2 separate regions of the Homo sapiens genome follow, and region 2 is linked to region 1. A link is an interaction called in ENCODE POLR2A ChIA-PET data of the cell type or tissue named here. Cell type or tissue: MCF 10A. All regions are shown on one strand. Links, peaks and the distances in the headings refer to the core of each region. The heading gives the core; the rest is flanking DNA.

What was found. Peaks named below come from ENCODE experiments on the same cell type or tissue, not always from the same donor. Only the 100,000 strongest peaks of a DNase experiment are listed, where the experiment ranks them.
Region 2: POLR2A ChIA-PET joins it to region 1 with 5 read pairs; 4 of 35 experiments call an interaction of 5 or more read pairs at or near these places.

The regions. Positions count from the first base shown.
Region 1 is chr6:138,675,753-138,687,527 of GRCh38, forward strand. It overlaps a transcript of NHSL1 not described here. Among named protein-coding and RNA genes, the nearest start is that of NHSL1-AS1, 10 kb to the right of the region's middle. In MCF 10A, for the core only: no CTCF peak of the experiment used is centred there; a DNase peak (open chromatin) is centred at 7,079.
Region 2 is chr6:138,087,930-138,092,929 of GRCh38, forward strand. It overlaps PERP (p53 apoptosis effector related to PMP22), which reads right to left. Exons shown (of 3, transcript NM_022121.5): 3 at 576-4,339. The coding sequence ends at 4,113. Among named protein-coding and RNA genes, the nearest start is that of PERP, 17 kb to the right of the region's middle. RefSeq lists an enhancer at 1-352. In MCF 10A, for the core only: no CTCF peak of the experiment used is centred there; a DNase peak (open chromatin) is centred at 582.

The sequences.
Region 1 (11,775 bases), core at 4,153-9,152:
CGAACTCCTGACCTCAGGTGATTCACCTGCTTTGGCTTCCCAAAGTGCTGGGATTACAGGCATGAGCCACCGCACCTGGCCTAAAATTCTTACATGATTATATCTCACTGCACTGTAGGTCTACATATCTATATTTGAGGTTGAACAGGCTTTTGGGGGTTGCCCTATGCCTGGTCATGCTTTGGAAATATGGTTTTTAGGAAGAAATATATTACAAGTTCAAAATAACTTAAAAATTAACTTCTGTATCTCAACAGGTTTCTAAATTAGAGATTACCGGCATATAATTAAACTAATTGGAACCCAACTAAGCAAAACCCTACCTAACTTGATTTTACTGGATCTCGATTTGAAAAGAGGAAAATGACATCAAAATAAATTCACATCAGAGATGTACTCAAAACACCATTTTAGAGAACATGCTGAATAAATTTAATCCAATATTCTGTACTTTCAGAATGGAATATCGTGATATCAAAAAAAGATCCAAAAACCTCAAAATAACCCAATTAACAAATCTAACCATCAGCTATGGAGAAAACTCAACCAGAACATAAGGACACTCACTAGGAAACCTTACATTATTAAGGTCCAGTCCTTTATTCTAACATCTTGACTTTATTTACACTTAGGTTTTAAAATACACTCAGAAAAAAAAAATAAAACTAGTCTAAAAAATAGTAAGGTCCAATCCAAAATATCGGCTAATATTTATTGTTTATTATAGAACAGGCACTGTTCTATATCTCATTTTATCCACACAATTACCATCTCAAGTATTAGTACAATGCCCATTTTACAGAGGAAAGAACTTAAGCAGAAAGGGTAATATATTCAAGTTCACACCGCTAGTAAATTTTATCTCTTACATGCCATGTTCTAATGCCTCCACTTTTTGTTTGTTTGTTTGTTTGTTTTTTGAGACTGAGTCTAGCTCTGTCACCCAGGCTAGAGTGCAGCAGCACAATCTCAGCTCACTACAACCTCCACCTCCCGGGTTCAAGTGATTCTCCTGCCTCAGCCTCCTGAGTAGCTGGGACTCCAGGAACATGCCACTACACCTGGCTAATTTTTGTATTTTTAGTAGAGACGAGGTTTCACTATGTTGGACAGGCTGGCCTCAAACTCCTGACTTCAGGTGATCCACCCGCCTCAGCCCCCACAAAGTGCTGGGATTACAGGCGTGAGCCACTGCCCCAGGCCATCTGCTGCCTTTTATCAAACTGTTTCAATCATGTTTGACCTCTCCAAATTACAGTGGATTATACTGTACTAACAGCTAACTGATGGACAGGTTACAGAAGTAAGTAATAAATTATAAAGCTGAATTAGGTAAAGCAAAGCAGGATTCCACTAAAAGCAAAAGAACATCAACTACTCAGTAAGTTTTGTGCTTGTAAATTTTTCTCATGTTTATTCAAATGTTTTTATGTCCCATCCACAAGCAAAATTTCCTATGTCTGCCTCAAGTTTTCCTAGTTACATTTTTTAGGAGGCATTCTAAGATATCAAAATGAGGGTTTTATGCAATGAGTATTTAGAGAGCATAATCCTCTCTCCTCCAATTTTGTTTAAAAAGTATGTCCCTACCCTGTGATTGTGTCGAGTCACCTCTCAGCTCTCTGGATGCTGTTTAAAGTTCTAGGAAAAGGGAAATCAAGAGAGGTTGCCCTAAGCCCAAAGGCCCATGAACAAGCCAGTGGCCATGTTACTAATCTTGAAATAGTGAAGGCCTGCTACCAAGTGTACCTCAAAAGAACAAACGGGTGCTTAAAACAAGACTCACTGTTGCACGATAATGAAGCGTTAGTTCTTAAGCCTTTAAAGTACTGTCCTGACCAGAGGCAAAAGCTTTTTAAAGAACCCTCTGGAAATTTAGTGTTGGCAGCTCCAATCACTGCCCCAAGCAGAGCCCACATGCTAAGGTGTCTACGCAGATTCAGTCCTCTGGCCCTGGGCCAGTGGATACTGCAAATGGTATTCTCAAACTGCTGCTTCTCAAACTGCTGCGTGTGTTAGAATCACCTGGAGGACTCTTTAGGTCACGTCTGCTGGGCCCACCCCCAGTGATTCTGATTTAGTAGGTCTGTGGTAGGGCCAAGATTTTGCATTTCTAGCAAGTTCCCAGGAGATGCTTATGACGCTGCTTCTGAGGCCACATTTTGAGAACCACTGATGTAAGTTAAGGGGTATGGGTCACCATTCTCTAGGCTGGTGCCACCAACAAGCACCACAGAATTAAAGGTACTTTCTGTCAGTAAAGAGAGAGCAGAGTATTGCAGAGCAGAGTAACAACCAGCTAGTTCTCATTGCTGCTCTCATCCTCCACTTATTAGCAGGAAAATTCAGCAATTCCCTTGAAATGCAGGCTTGAGGTGGCATTTTATGGTGTCATACTATTTAAATATTGCAAGTTTAGGGAAAGGGGAAAAAAGAAGATTTTTTTCTCCTAACATATAATAAATAAAAATAAGCCAGAAATTTCATTTGTTCCTATATCACTTATCTTCTGACACTGATCATGAATGTCTGGCAAAAGAGGCCAGAATGATAGGCAACACTAACAAAAAGACTTTGTATTTAGAGACTAGATGACCTTTCATCAGTGCAGCTCAAAGAACCAGAGAAACTTTCTGAATTCTCTATAGATTCATAATAGCATTGTCACATGGGACATTAATTCACCTCCCTGAGTCATGCCATTGGACTAGTAGCACCATGATTTAAAATAATCAGGCTAAGACAGAAAATACCTGTAAACCCCTAGCCAAACTCAGAAATTTTTCAAAATTAAAATGAATTTAAAAGTTCACAAAAATTAAAACATAAAATTATGCAGATGAAGTATTTAAACACATTACAGAGGCAGTATGAACTCACCTATACCATACTTCATCATTTCATCTCTATCACTGACCAGCTGTGTGACCTGAGGCAAATTACTTTGCCTATCCTTGCCACTGTTTCCTCATCAGTAAAATGGAGGGTTGGTAATGTTCCTCTCTTACAATTTTTATGAGGATTAAATAAAATGGGCACATAGTAAGTATCCTATAAGTGTTAGCTACAAATGTTATCCTGTAAGTGTTACTATAAATTATTAATGATATTAATCAAAACTTGCAAATTTGCAAAACAATGTGTTTAGATTATGTGAAAAGTACTAACGGCACTCAAAGACATTTTTCCCACTTCATTTCACACCTTCATCGCCTCCCACCTCTATCATGAGTGAATTAGCCCAGAGTCCCCCAATTCTTTTATAAGCTAAGTTTTTCAATTAAACCGTCCAACATTTAGAATAAGAGGAGCAGCAGATCTAAGCTTAATCCTCATCTTTCCACAAGACAAGAACCAAATTTGCAGGAAGAGATGCAACAGACCTTTGTTTTAAAATCTTGTCGAACTAAATCTAAACAGACCCCATATGTTGCCAAAAGCAGGCAACCACCAAGGTGAGAAAAGTTGAGACAGATGTCAGACTGCCATTTTGGTGAAGGGGAAAGGGAAAACTCCACATGCTTTTTAAGAGGAAAAGAGAAACATCACTTCAAAGAAAAAAAAGCAACATGATAATTGATTAGACCAATAGGCATGCTGCTCAAGTAAAGAACCATAAGGAAGTGAGGAGACAACTAACTTTTTTGACTCAATCTGTTAGCTATGATGATACACAGAACTGTCCTCATAGGCAAATAATCTTAGACATAAAATATGTTTTTTGTTTAGAAGATAATGGTGGCCACTTCTAAGAGTTAGCAATATATTAATACTACAGTAATTGATAGAAAAACACATCTACTCCTAAATAACACATCATGAGTACAATTGAAAGGTTCACAAATAATTAAATCCTTGAAGAAGAGGCCCTAGGAAGCCCAGAAGAATAACAAACTTCTGTCCACTTGATAACTCTTGTGTGAACACGCAGACCCCTGAGGACATCAAAAGGGCTTTACTTGGGATCCAAAACAGATTGTCAGAGAGATGCACCCCAATGCCTCTCGTTTTTAAAACAGCCTCTAGATATCTACAACATGGGGGAATAGCTCATGATATAAGCTACACTTTCAAAATTCAGGACACAAATTTCTCTGTTCTCATGAACAGAGAAAGATGCACCCACTTCAGTTTAAAATGCTATTGATTACTATAATTAAATATAGATAGATCCAAACATATAAATATATTGGCCAAAAAAAGAGAGAAAATGAAGCAATACTCTCTAGGTTATGATTTTTTTCTTCATTATATTTTCTGCACTTTACAAGTTTGGAATTTAGGATGAATATACCTCAATTTTATCATCAGAAACATTTTACGGCATACTTTGTAAGACTGAAAACTTGTTGATGTATTTTTATTTACACAAAACTTACATAGTGGGTTACGTAATTCAATGATTATGTGTCTGAGTCTATACTTATGAATAATGCTCTTTTTAGTCATTTCTGTAGTAATTCAGCACAAATCTTTGGTCTTAAACTGGCTAACCACTAGAGAAAAATAACTCCACTGACCACGGCTGCTCTATTCAAATGTCTGTCAGTGTCACTCTGCACTGTCGCAGCACCACCTAGTACACCGCAGTCAGGTTGTTAAAACCAACCCAGTGAAATCAAATACACCAAACAGGACTCATGACCAATTGCATTTACTTAGCAAATGAAGTCACCATCTCAGAGTAAAACATTCCACACTAAAATTCAAACACAGTTCTAGATACAAACATACTCCTAAGTCAGAAAGCAATTCACATTTAGCATGTGGATATCTAGATTAAAAGGCAGAAAATGCCTACTTTTAAATAAACCCAACTATGTTGTTGCAGACATTTAACAGAAGCCTCTCCTCCCTTTTCCTCTTTTATTTTATTTTTTTTAAAGCAGGTTCTCACTCTGTCACCCAGGCTGGAGTGCAGTGGTGTGATCTTAGCTCACTGCAACCTCTGCTTCCCAGGTTCAAGCGACCCTCCAGCCTCAGCCTCCCAATCAGCTGGGACCACAGGCGCGAGCCACCACGCCTGGTTAATTTTTGTATTTAATGTAGAGACGGGCTTTCACCATGTTGCCCAGGCTGGTCTTGAACTCTTGAGTCACAGTGATCTGCCTGCCTCAGCCTCCCAAAGTGTTGGGATGGCAGGCATGAGCCACCGTGCCCAGCCCCCTTTACCTTTCTTAATATAGGAAAGGCTTAATCATCTCTTGGGAAGCTCATAAACTATTCCTAAAAATCAAGCAATAAAAAAATTAAGAGTTAACAATTTATTCCAATGTTAATTAATCTTTTTTCCCAAATCAAAAGACTTCCCTAACAACAACGAAATGTAACTGAGATCTCACAAAAAAGAAACCAGCTAAAAGACATACAGAACAATGAGGAAAATAATACTTTGGATTATATATATGAATGAAGAAGAGCAACAGGATAACCCAGAAATTGTGTGTATAAAAAAGAGGGGAAAATAACATAAATTAATATTTTCATATTTGTATACAGAAACCTCTGGAAGCATGTGAAGAAACTAGTAAACGTGGTTATCTGGAGTGGGGAGTTGATGCTGGACAGAAGGAGTGAGACTTTTCACTGCATGGCCTTTGTGTATGCATATTTTTTAACAATGTGAATTACTGTCTATTCAATAAATTACATGAAAATTTATGCTGAGGTTACTTGGGCTGCATCATGATTTTTCCACTGACCTTGGTCCTCATGTAATATAAAGGTAAGGAGCACAGGCTATGGAGTCAGGCTGCCTGGAGCTGAGGGCCCACCAACTAGCTAATGAGCACACCTGGAATATCCTGGGAGAAGCAGGCTAGTGCCCTTGCCTGGATGGTGGTCCCAGCAGCAAGACCATCAGCTGAGAAACCACAGTGCACCTCAACAGCAGTTCTCAGATGCCAACATAATCAGGTATAATTGGATTATGCATAACATACCCTCACTTAATTCTATTTCCTTTTTTTTTACACATCGTGGTCTCTGAGTCCTCAGAACATTTTATCAGATGTGTAATGCTGTCATGCAGAAAGCCCTCATATTTCACCATGTGTTATTGTAATTTAAATTAGCTAGTTACTACACAGCCCTCTGCATATTACTGATAACACCTTTAACAATTTTTAATCATAACAGGGAGTGCAGGGGAAGTAAAGTATAACAAAGGATTTCCCTACAGGAATAATCTAAAACCATTGTCTATCCTTCCAAAGTAAGATACCGCTTTTCTTTTTTTTTTTTTCTGAGACGGAGTTTTGATCTTGTCGCCCAGGCTAGAGTGCAGTGGCGTGATCTTGGCTCACTGCAACCTCCACCTCCCAGGTTCAAGCAATACTCCTGCCTCAACCTCCCGAGATTACAGGCACCTGCTACCAAGCCTAGTTAATTTTTGTATTTTTAGTAGATATGGGGTTTCACCATGTTGGCCAGGCTGGTAACTGCTTTTCTACATGGGTGGAAATGTCTTATGAAACCAATCAAAAGGGTAAGTGAAAATAAAACAGAAGAAAATTTCCACCATCCCAAAGGAAAAATAAAATTATTCCAGAAGGGTTTATATTTGTTTCTCAGAGTTTAATTTTTAGATAAAATATGCTGTAAACATTTGAAATCATTATTTTATATGTGTAGGAGTGCCATCATCCCAGAAACTTACATTCAGCTTTTCTAAGTTTGATGTAGTCTCAAAATGCAATTTAAATTGGCGATTTGGAATTCAGAACAGATTTTCTTCCAGAAACAATGTTATAAATGGTCATTCTATTCCTTATTATTTAGTTATATATCTAACCATCCACATGAAACTGTCAAGTACTTCAAGGAAGGACCCTGTGTAATCCTCACCACTTAGCACTAACAGAATAACTCAAAATACAGTTCAGGAATGGATGAATGGATGAATGTCCTGCCGCCCTGAATAAACAAGATGCCTCACACACGGCCTAGATGGGTGTTTCCCAAATTCGCCTCATTGGAATCACCTGGGGGTCCTTGCTAGGGAGGTCTGTTCCTGGCCTCACCCGGCTGCGCTGACTCAGAATCTCCAGGGGCGGGGCCACCTGGGGGTGTTTTTCACCAAGCTCCCAGTGACTCCGATGATTCAGAAAGTGTGGGTAACCCGGAGATGAACAGCTGCTGCACGTTCCAAGATGCCCGAGGAAAGCCGAGGTGCAGGCTGAGCCCGTCAAGTTCCGGGTGAAAACGTGACATTGGGGGCTTGGATAGCCAACCCCAGGCCAAGTGAGGCACAAGCGACAGCTCTCCCATAGCTAGGAAGCGAGGTGGGAGCTGAGCGGCCCTCCAGTTCCCACGGCAGGAGGAAATGGGGGCGAGAGGGCTCTGTGAAAGCAAGCCCATGTCCATGTCCATAAAAAGGCCCCGGAAACAGGCCTGGCTTCCCCGGCCCCAGTGAAGCAGACAGAAAGCAACAGCCCTCCACACACTGCTCTCGGGAGCCACATATACTTTCACATGCCTGTGCAGAACTCTCTGGTTTTCCAACCAGAGGTATTTTTGTGTTTATCTCTGACACCAGCTCTCATGTAGCCGTGGTCAGCTTTCATCTTCCAGGCTTCAGTGGCACGGCCTCCTGCAGACTGGGCCATCTGTGGCGATACAGGGACACAGACGCACACACATGCTAACTCAGCCTTCAATGTCACCAAAACAACAGCAGCAACTGTTAAATAAATGTTAGCTATGTGCCAGGCGCTGTGCTAAGTAAGTACTTTTGATGCGTGTCTCAAATTTCTTGGCCATCTGCTAGTAGTTTGAGAGGTTTCTAAACAAAGAGAAGGAAAAGGGAAAAGCCCAAAAGCCTTCTTGTTTTTTCCTCAGATATTTGACAGGTTTTCACTGTATCTTCCTGGCCTCATCTGAGTATGGGAAGGTCATAATTTGAAGTTAGATCAGGTAACTGAGAGACACTGCCACGCGATGTTTGGGCGGACTAATCCTGGAGACAGCCCTGGCCTGGTTCAAAGCCTAGCTCCATTGCTTACCAGCTGTGAATGTGGGCAAACAAGTTATTTGTGCCTTCACTGTATCACTGTCACACAGAAATAATAATAATATCCATCTCACAGAGCCATTGTACATATTAAGGTGTTTGGCGTATGGCCAATGTCCAGCATTCGTCGACAGCATCATCAGGCAATACAAAACCCCTGCAAAGCACTGGGCACAGTGGCTCATGCCTGTAATCCTAGCATTTTGGGAGGCCAAGGCGAGCAGATCACTTGAGGCCAGCAGTTTGAGACCAGCCTGGCCAACATGGTGAAACCCCATCTCTACTAAAAATACAAAAAATCAGCTGGGCATGGTGGTGCCCACCTGTAGTCCCAGCTACTCGGGAGGCTGAGGCAGGATAATTACTTGAACCCAGGAGGCAGAGGTTGCAGTGAGCCGAGATCTCACCACTGCACTCCAGCCTGGGAGACAGAGCAAGACTCCCTCTCAAAAAAAAAAAAAAAAATCCCTGCAAAGACAGTCTGACATCAGAAAGCAGAATTATGCTACTGCCTTGATATTGGTAACAGTAATGACATATTTTGTTTGAATAATGCCAAAGGCTTTCATAGACACATCATTTGTCCAAAAAAAGGGGGAGGCCTGTGGGCGCGGTGACTCAAGCCTGTAATCCCAGCACTTTGGGAGGCCAAGGCGGGCGGATCACAAGGTCAGGAGTTCAAGACCAGCCTGGCCAACATGGCAAAACCCCATCTCTACTAAAAATACAAAATTAGCTGGGCGTGGTGGCGTGCGCCTGTAATCCCAGCTACTCAGAAGGCTGAGGCAGAAGAATCACTTGAACCCGGGAGGCAGAGGTTGCAGTGAGCCAAGATCGCGCCACTGCATTCTAGCCTGGGCAACAGAGTGAGACTCCGTCTCAGAAAAACAAACAAACAAACAAACAAACATGGGGGGCCTGTAAGCTCCTTTTCTCAGAGAGTTCCTCAGTCAAACACAGAAGCTCCAGCTCTTCTACCTTTGCCCAAAGTGCAGCTGAAGTGCACACTGTGACAAGTGCAGACCACAAATGAAACCGGCATGTGGAACAAGATGGCGGTCAGTACCCTCCTGCTGCATCTGAACTTCAGTTCCTGCAGAAGTCATTCATTCCAGGATAGAAACCAATTTGAGGAGAAACAGAATTAAGTAAGTTACTAGGGGCCTAGTTAGGTGCAAGTCATTTTATTTTATACTTATAACGATTTTTTTTTTCTTTTTACACCTTCACTGCTGGAAAAACTTGGTTTTTTAAACATAATAAAATGACTGCCAGAGGCAAATATTGCATTAGTTTTGTTTCTGAATTTTCTCCCCAAAATATTAAGAAACTCAAATGTTTCTCTTTTGTTAAATTTTTTCATTTGCTATTCTCGATTTTAAAATATATACAGCTAAAATGTTAATATTAGGGTTTTCTTTAATATAGCAGAAAACTAGATTACGGCTAGATAAATAATTTCAACCTAAATGTAGGTAGCTTTTTAAGCAGGTTATCATTTTCCCAATACCCAAGAGTCAATGAGGAGACTGATGTTTTGATTTAAAGGATATACTCTCATAATTCAAAAAATAACTCTCCTAGAAATCTGAATATTTGGCAAATGCATTTAAACATAATTCTCTTTCCATAATGACATTGCACTTTTTAAAGCTGAGGAGGAAGCTATGAATGTATTGTGGGCAGAATATACACAAATTAGAAACAAGTACCTGCCTGATCTGCTTGGCAAGTGACTAATCCCTCAACATGTGACGATCCACGCACTCTATGTGAATAAAATATTAGCTAAAAGAGCCCATACAGGCTGGGTGTGCTGGCTTACCCCTATAATCCCAGTACTTTGAGAGGCCAAGGTGGGAGGATTGCTTGAGGCCAGAGTTTGAGATGAGCCTAAGCAACACAGTGAGACATCAATTTCTGAAAATAAATAAATAAATAATTTTTTAATGTAAAGAGTCCATAGAGTCATGAAGAGTTTATTTCAGACACAAAGTTTTTTTTTTAATCCCTCATCAAAAGAATCAAAGAGATTATTTATCAAAGTTGTACTTACAAATTCATCTGAACTTGAACCCTGTCTGGATTCAAAGCCCAGCTCCATTGCTTACCAGCTATCAACATGGGCAAACAAATTATTTGTGCCTTAGCTATATCATCTGTCACACAGAAATAAGGGTATCCACTTCATATAGTATTATCAAATAGTCAAAATGAAACTCATAGAAGCAGAGAGTACAATGATGGTTACCAAGGGCTGTAGGAAGAAGGTATTGGAGAGATATTGGTCAAAAGATACAAAATTTCTGTTAAGAGGAATAAGTTCAAGAGATCTATAATCAACATGGTGACCATAGCTAATAACATGTATTGCATACTTGTAAGTGTTCTTACCAAAAAAAAAAGAGTATGTGAGATAATGCCTATATGTTAATTAGCTTGATTAACCCATGCCACAATATATAAACATCATGTTGGTGGGGCACAGTGGCTCACACCTGGAATCCTAGCATTTTGGGAGGCCAAAACGGGCAGATGCTTGAGCCCAGGAGTTTGAAACCAGCCTGGGCAACACAGTAAAACCCTGTCTCTATTAAAAATGTAAAAATTAGCCTGGCATGGTGGCATGTGCCTATAGTCCAGGCTACTAGCGAGGCTGAGGTGGGAGGATCATTTGAGCCATTGAACTCCAGCCTGGGCAACAGCCAGATCCTGTCTAAAAAAATAATAATAAAATAAAATAGTTGTTTCCCATAAATACATGCAACTTTAATTTTCCTATTTATTTTGTCAAAATAAATTAAAACTTTTTAAATCCCTCAGTAGAATCACAAAACGCCAAAATTGGAAAGGCCAGTAGAGATTATTTTTGTCAAGGTCTCTGTTTACAGATATGAAAACTAAGGCCTTGAGGTGTTGAATAAATTGCTCAAAATCTGTGTTAGAAAATGGCAGAGGTGAAGCCAAGCTCAGGTCTCCCAATTCCTAATCCAATGAGCTTTCTAGACGATTGCAGTGCTTCTCAATTTGCCTGGCCAAAGGACAGCATGGCATTGTTAAACATACTGGAGACTCTGGCTCAACAGGGCTTTGGAAGGGTCTGGGAATCTCTAATTTTAACGAAAGTTCCAAGCAGTTCTTAAAGTTAGTCAAGTATAGGAATCACCTCGCCTCCTTAACCTGATGGTGCAATCTGACCACTCAGCTACTGTCAGTTTCTCTTAATAAATTGAGGGACTGGGATTAGAGGGGGGTGCGGGCCACACAGCCACCAACATCCTCTCTAGCATGTGGTATGTGTCAATGAAAGCAAATCTTATGCCAATTTCGCCAAACATTTATGAGTAGTCAGACACAAAAACAGCCATACAACCTATTCTTATGCAGTCAGTCAGACACGGTGGCTCACACCAGTAATCCCAGCTCTTTTGGGAGGCCAAGGAGGGAGGATCGCTTGAGCCCAGGAGTTCCAGACCAGCCTGCACAACGTATGGAAACCTCATCTCTTTTTAAATTAAAAAAAAAAAAAGAAGAAGAAGACGAAGTGCAGTGAACACTCTGTCTTTAGAACTCTGACAAGTGCCTTGCGTTCTGAGGAAGAAGCAAAGATATTCTGACATCAGGACCAGCCAACCCTCTGGTTAGGTGAGGGGACAGTCTGTTGTGAGGTATGAGAATGCATCTCAACACCTAAAATACTCCTCAGAACTATGAGCCTACTGTGTCTGCCAAATTCTCAGTCCTGTTTATGCAAAGACTGTATT
Region 2 (5,000 bases), core at 1-5,000, 590 kb before region 1:
TATTATTCCAATGACAATTCTATCAACATGAAATCGATCATGCAGATGCCAGTGTCCTTTGTGTCCATTTCTCACAGTCTTCTACATCTGCGCTGAAATCAGTTTTTCTTTAGTGTTGTTATTGTTGTTTTTTCATTGGGAAAGGATTAAGCATTGAGGTGTTGCTTGACTTTGGAAATTGGGTGGGGTGGCATTTGGAAATGCAAATTTTCACTGAAGCATTTCAACTCGATAGAAAGGATAGAATAGGGAAACAGAGGGTATCCACATGGAACTTGCTTTCAAAGTCTCACTTGGCAATTTACTTTTATTGATGAAATTCAGAGTTTATGTTTCAAATCTAAGTATTTCCTCTTGAAAGTAACTTAATCAAAAGCAGTTGATAATAGCAGGTTAATTACCTTGAGTCTTTGCACTGGAAAAACTGGCTGGGTCACCCCATTACACAACCATCTATTATGATTATATGATGACTCATTATCACGAAGACAATCTTGTGCCATTTAAATCAGCAGGATTCCATTTCTTCACCAGAGAACTATCTCTAAATACACACACGCATGCTCACACACTTCTGAGTTTCCCTTTGTTTATTTTTGCAGCCAACAAAGTATGTTTTCGAGGTTAACAACGAAGCACAGGATAGTACAAGTGGAAGATCATTAACATGACTGGATAGGAACCTCTTTTAATTTCCCTTTCTTGGCTTTTTCCACACCCTAGGTGGATTACACTCACCCTGACACACCTAGAAAATACACCCAGATACCAGAATTGCAAAATTCAGGAAGAATGCACTGCACACTGTATCCAGGCAAGCCAAGCTCACCTAAAAATGGTCTCAAAAAGCAAAGGGCTCTGACCATCGACTGATGGGGTTGCAAGCCCAGCCTGTCTGCAGGAATTTTTAAATCTGAAACCACACTACAGAAATTATTTTATATATTACTTATTTTTAAAACTCAACTGTAAAAATAAGTGTTGCAGGAAGAGTGAGGAAGAGGGAATTTAAAAGAGGAAGTTGGGACTGAATCTATTCGTTCCAACCTCCCTAAGCAATCCACTTATTGATCAGTGCTTCCAACTCAAGGAATATTTAAAATTTTTTAATTAAAGAAAAAATTCTATCAATCAGAGAATCTTGAAGGTAGGGGGATCATTTACAATCATTTTACAGGTGAGGATATTGAGACCAGCAGGGAGATGACCTGCCCAAGCCTGCACAGATAGCAAGGACCAAAGTTGGGATGAGACTCAAATATGCCCTTTCAGATGTGCTTATAAAAACAAGTCAGTGTTCACATTTACTGTATTAATAGGAATGTCTTTCAGGGGGAGTTTACAGAAAAAAAAAATAAACCGAATTAAGTTATGATGACTATATTTTCCATTGTTTTCATTTCCTTAAAAAAGGAAAGGCTGTTGAACTTGTGAGTTCTGCAGTCTATGGTTTTGAAGCTAAGTTATTACACACAAGCTACCTTGTGTGAACATGGAAAGACCTTGATATATTACTTCTTTGTTACAATCAGCAGTAAGTGCCACTTAGCATGTCTGGCTACTTACAGAGTGAAATAATTGCTTAGGAACCTAGAACTGCTTATTTAAAGGGTGGGAACTCAATATTTAATTACTGAACCAAAAAGCACCTCAGCTTTACTGTGGGAAATCTCATGCAATGCACTGTTAGCCTTCAGGTGGTTTCTCAGCCCAATTCTTCATTACTCTCCAGAATCCTCTGGAACTTCCCTTCTGTTATGACATAAAGGTATCTGTCTTGGTGAATCTGGATCAACAAGGAATGGCAGATCTCTATACTAGAACAAGGCTGAAGGAAGCAGACCATTTCTGCAAAATAAGAGTTTATCTTTGTCATAAATACTTTAGGTTGACATGGTTCTATTATATCAGGCTCGTTGGTCCCAGGAGGTTGCATTTTTCCTAAATGTGCGCCGTTAAGGTATTGTGTGATTGAGGAGGGGAAGAAGGCTGGATGGGAAATCATGCAAAGACAAGTGCATGTGGTAGAGAAGCTTATAAACGGAGTCATTTTCATGTTTAACAGGAGACCACGTTTCTTAATCTCTAGATATCCAGTATCTTCTTGAATGAGCTGTGGTATCACTTTAAAAGATGGGATTTTTAACATTTTTAATGACCACTTCAAATTCTCCACCAGCCACGGCATAGTTGTGTGGGTTTTTCTTTTCAATTTTGGTATAATCACCCAGATTACATTTCTCTATGAGAAACATTCACCTCGCATTTTGAAAAGCATAGAAAAATTCACTGCCAAGGACTAGCTGGCCAACAGTAGCCCTAGGGAGATATATTTCCGTTCTCCCACCCAGCCTCTCTGCACCCATCCTCACAATGACATACACCATAGTGGAAGTAACATATGACTTATGGTGGGAAAAAAAATAACAAATGATAAAATGGGAAGGAGGGCAAGGGGAAAATAGAGAGACTGCTACCCCACCACCTGAATGGAAGGGGACCCCAGCACAAGGAGGAGGCTTCAGCTACACTGCACACATGTCCCCCGGGTGTCTGAACCTGCCAGAAATCTCTTAGTCCATTTTCCTCTGGTTGATAGCACTGCAGAGAAATTGTTTAATGTGTGTCTAGGGTATTGTTCATTGAGGAAAAGTTCAGGGAATAGACTATTAGAATTCATTAATCTCCACTCAAAAATTGGTTTTGGACACCTAAAATGAGCAAGGCCCTTAAAACTTCAAACAAAAAAACAAACAAAAACCACTTTTCATTATATCCCATGTTCTTATTACCCATTTTTTTTTTAATTCCTTTCCCCAGATTTGAAAAATGGAAAAACTACAAACTGGAAACAAGTTTAGAATACCTGGTTTATTGGGAAAACTTCATAATGAAAACTACAATTAGCTTTTTCCACAACTTACAAAATAATAATCTGATATTTAAAATGAATTGGTTTTCATTATGTAAGTCGAAATGGTAAAAAATCATAATGACCTATCCGATGCATCATATATATGCTATTCAGAGAAACTCAAATCCCCGAATTCTCCTGTGGCATGTTTTATATCAGACATTTAAAATCTGTTTACCAAGAAAGACCAGGATTTTAACTATATGTAGGTTTCTGCTTACAGTTGCAAACTATCAGAAGCCTGTCTATATGATAGAGCCCAGATAAACCTGAGATTTAGAAAAGCAAGTCATTTATTCTCCTGAGGCTGTTTTAGTGGCACTTTTGTGACAAGAATGACCCTCCTAATGCTTTACTACACAACTTAACCAGATCTATCAGTCATGATAAATTAGACCCAGTCCATCTTTCAATCCAGTCTACTCTGGTTCTGAACATATAAACACAAAACACTACAGATTTATTAATATAGCATTTTCCCACACCCTAACCCTATAAAGAACTTTAAAAGAGAAAATTTCATCTAAATATTTCACACTTAAAGGAAAGCCTTACCAACTATGGCAACAGGTTTGGACCATGAAATAGTACTTTCCTAGATGACATATCGAGTCAACATGAAGCCTTAGCTAAAATGAATGATTCAGGATATTAATGAGAAATTCTCACAAATGATATGCATTTAGGAAATGATTTTGCTTTCCTTAAATAGTTCGAAGGCTTGAAAATAAACTTTTTTTTTGCATTTCTTTTAGAATGTTTGGTCATTAACAACTTTTAACCTTATCTTCCTCTTCTCCTTAGCCCTTAACAGACCGAGTCCATTCTATTTGGAAATAACAAGAACTTGATCAGATTATTAAATCTTGGAAACCTCATTTTTACCTTATAAAGTGTTAAGTTTCACGTGCATATTCTCTTACAAATGTAGTATAAATGTTATGGATAGATATAAGGAAATATTGGCATAGTATAGGTAATTAGTGAAAAGACACAACTTCACAAAACATAATAAAAGATAAACATGAAACTATAACACTACTTAAAAAATATTTTCTCCCAAATTATTTTAGCATTTTTGACTAGTTTAATAATATGAACACTGCCAAAAAATGGGTTCAAAGTCGCCTGGAGAAACAGTTTCTTCTTCTGGAGTCCATCTCAGCAGCAGCGATTTTCTCCCACATTCATTCCCAAGTTAGGCAGATGTGTAGAAGTACCTGGGCTTGGCATTGCCCAGAAGGTCATCTTCGTAGTTGGGGAGGCAGCAGAAGAAGAAGGCACAGCCAATCAGGATAATCGTGGCTGCCCACCCAAAGCCGTAGGCCCAGTTATAGATGTAAGTGACAGCAGGGTTGGCATGAAGGGTGAAGGTCTGGGTGTACTTCACGGGGTAAATTACCAGGGAGATGATCTGGAACACAGCTAAAGGGAAGAAAAAAATCCCAGGGTATGAATGCATACATGCATGAAGGAATAAATACACATTAGCGACAGATTACCTCCTTCCACCAAGTTTCTGCCTTGAAATAAGTATAAAATCTACCTGGAGGCAGGAGGAATCTGGTTAGGCAGAGGCCAAAAAAGATTCTTGACTACTGTGTGTAAGAGATGCCTGGCACTGAGCAGCATCACACACATATGCCAAATATGTGAAAAACACACAAAAAAATCATTGGAGATCCATTCTATATTACATAAGCATTATATATACTAAAGCAAAAAAGTGCAAAACTGTGGCATACAATAGAAAGCAGGACAGTAAAGAACAACCTATTTTTTTCATCTTTGTGTTTCCTATACCAAACACATATTCAATATGTTCAGTGTTAGCAAAAATTACATATATATATGTATATATACACACAGGCATGCACACATGACTCAATATTGATATTCAATAACACATCACTGGAATATTCATTCAATAAGTAAATGACTAAATGAAACAATGAACTAATATTGAGAATGATCAAGGGGAGAATCCGCAGAGAAGCCTGCAGAGGACGCGGAAATCTGAAGAGGAAACAGACGTGGAGGGAGGGCAGGGGGAAGGGCATGGGGAAGTGTGGTGGGGACAGAAAAA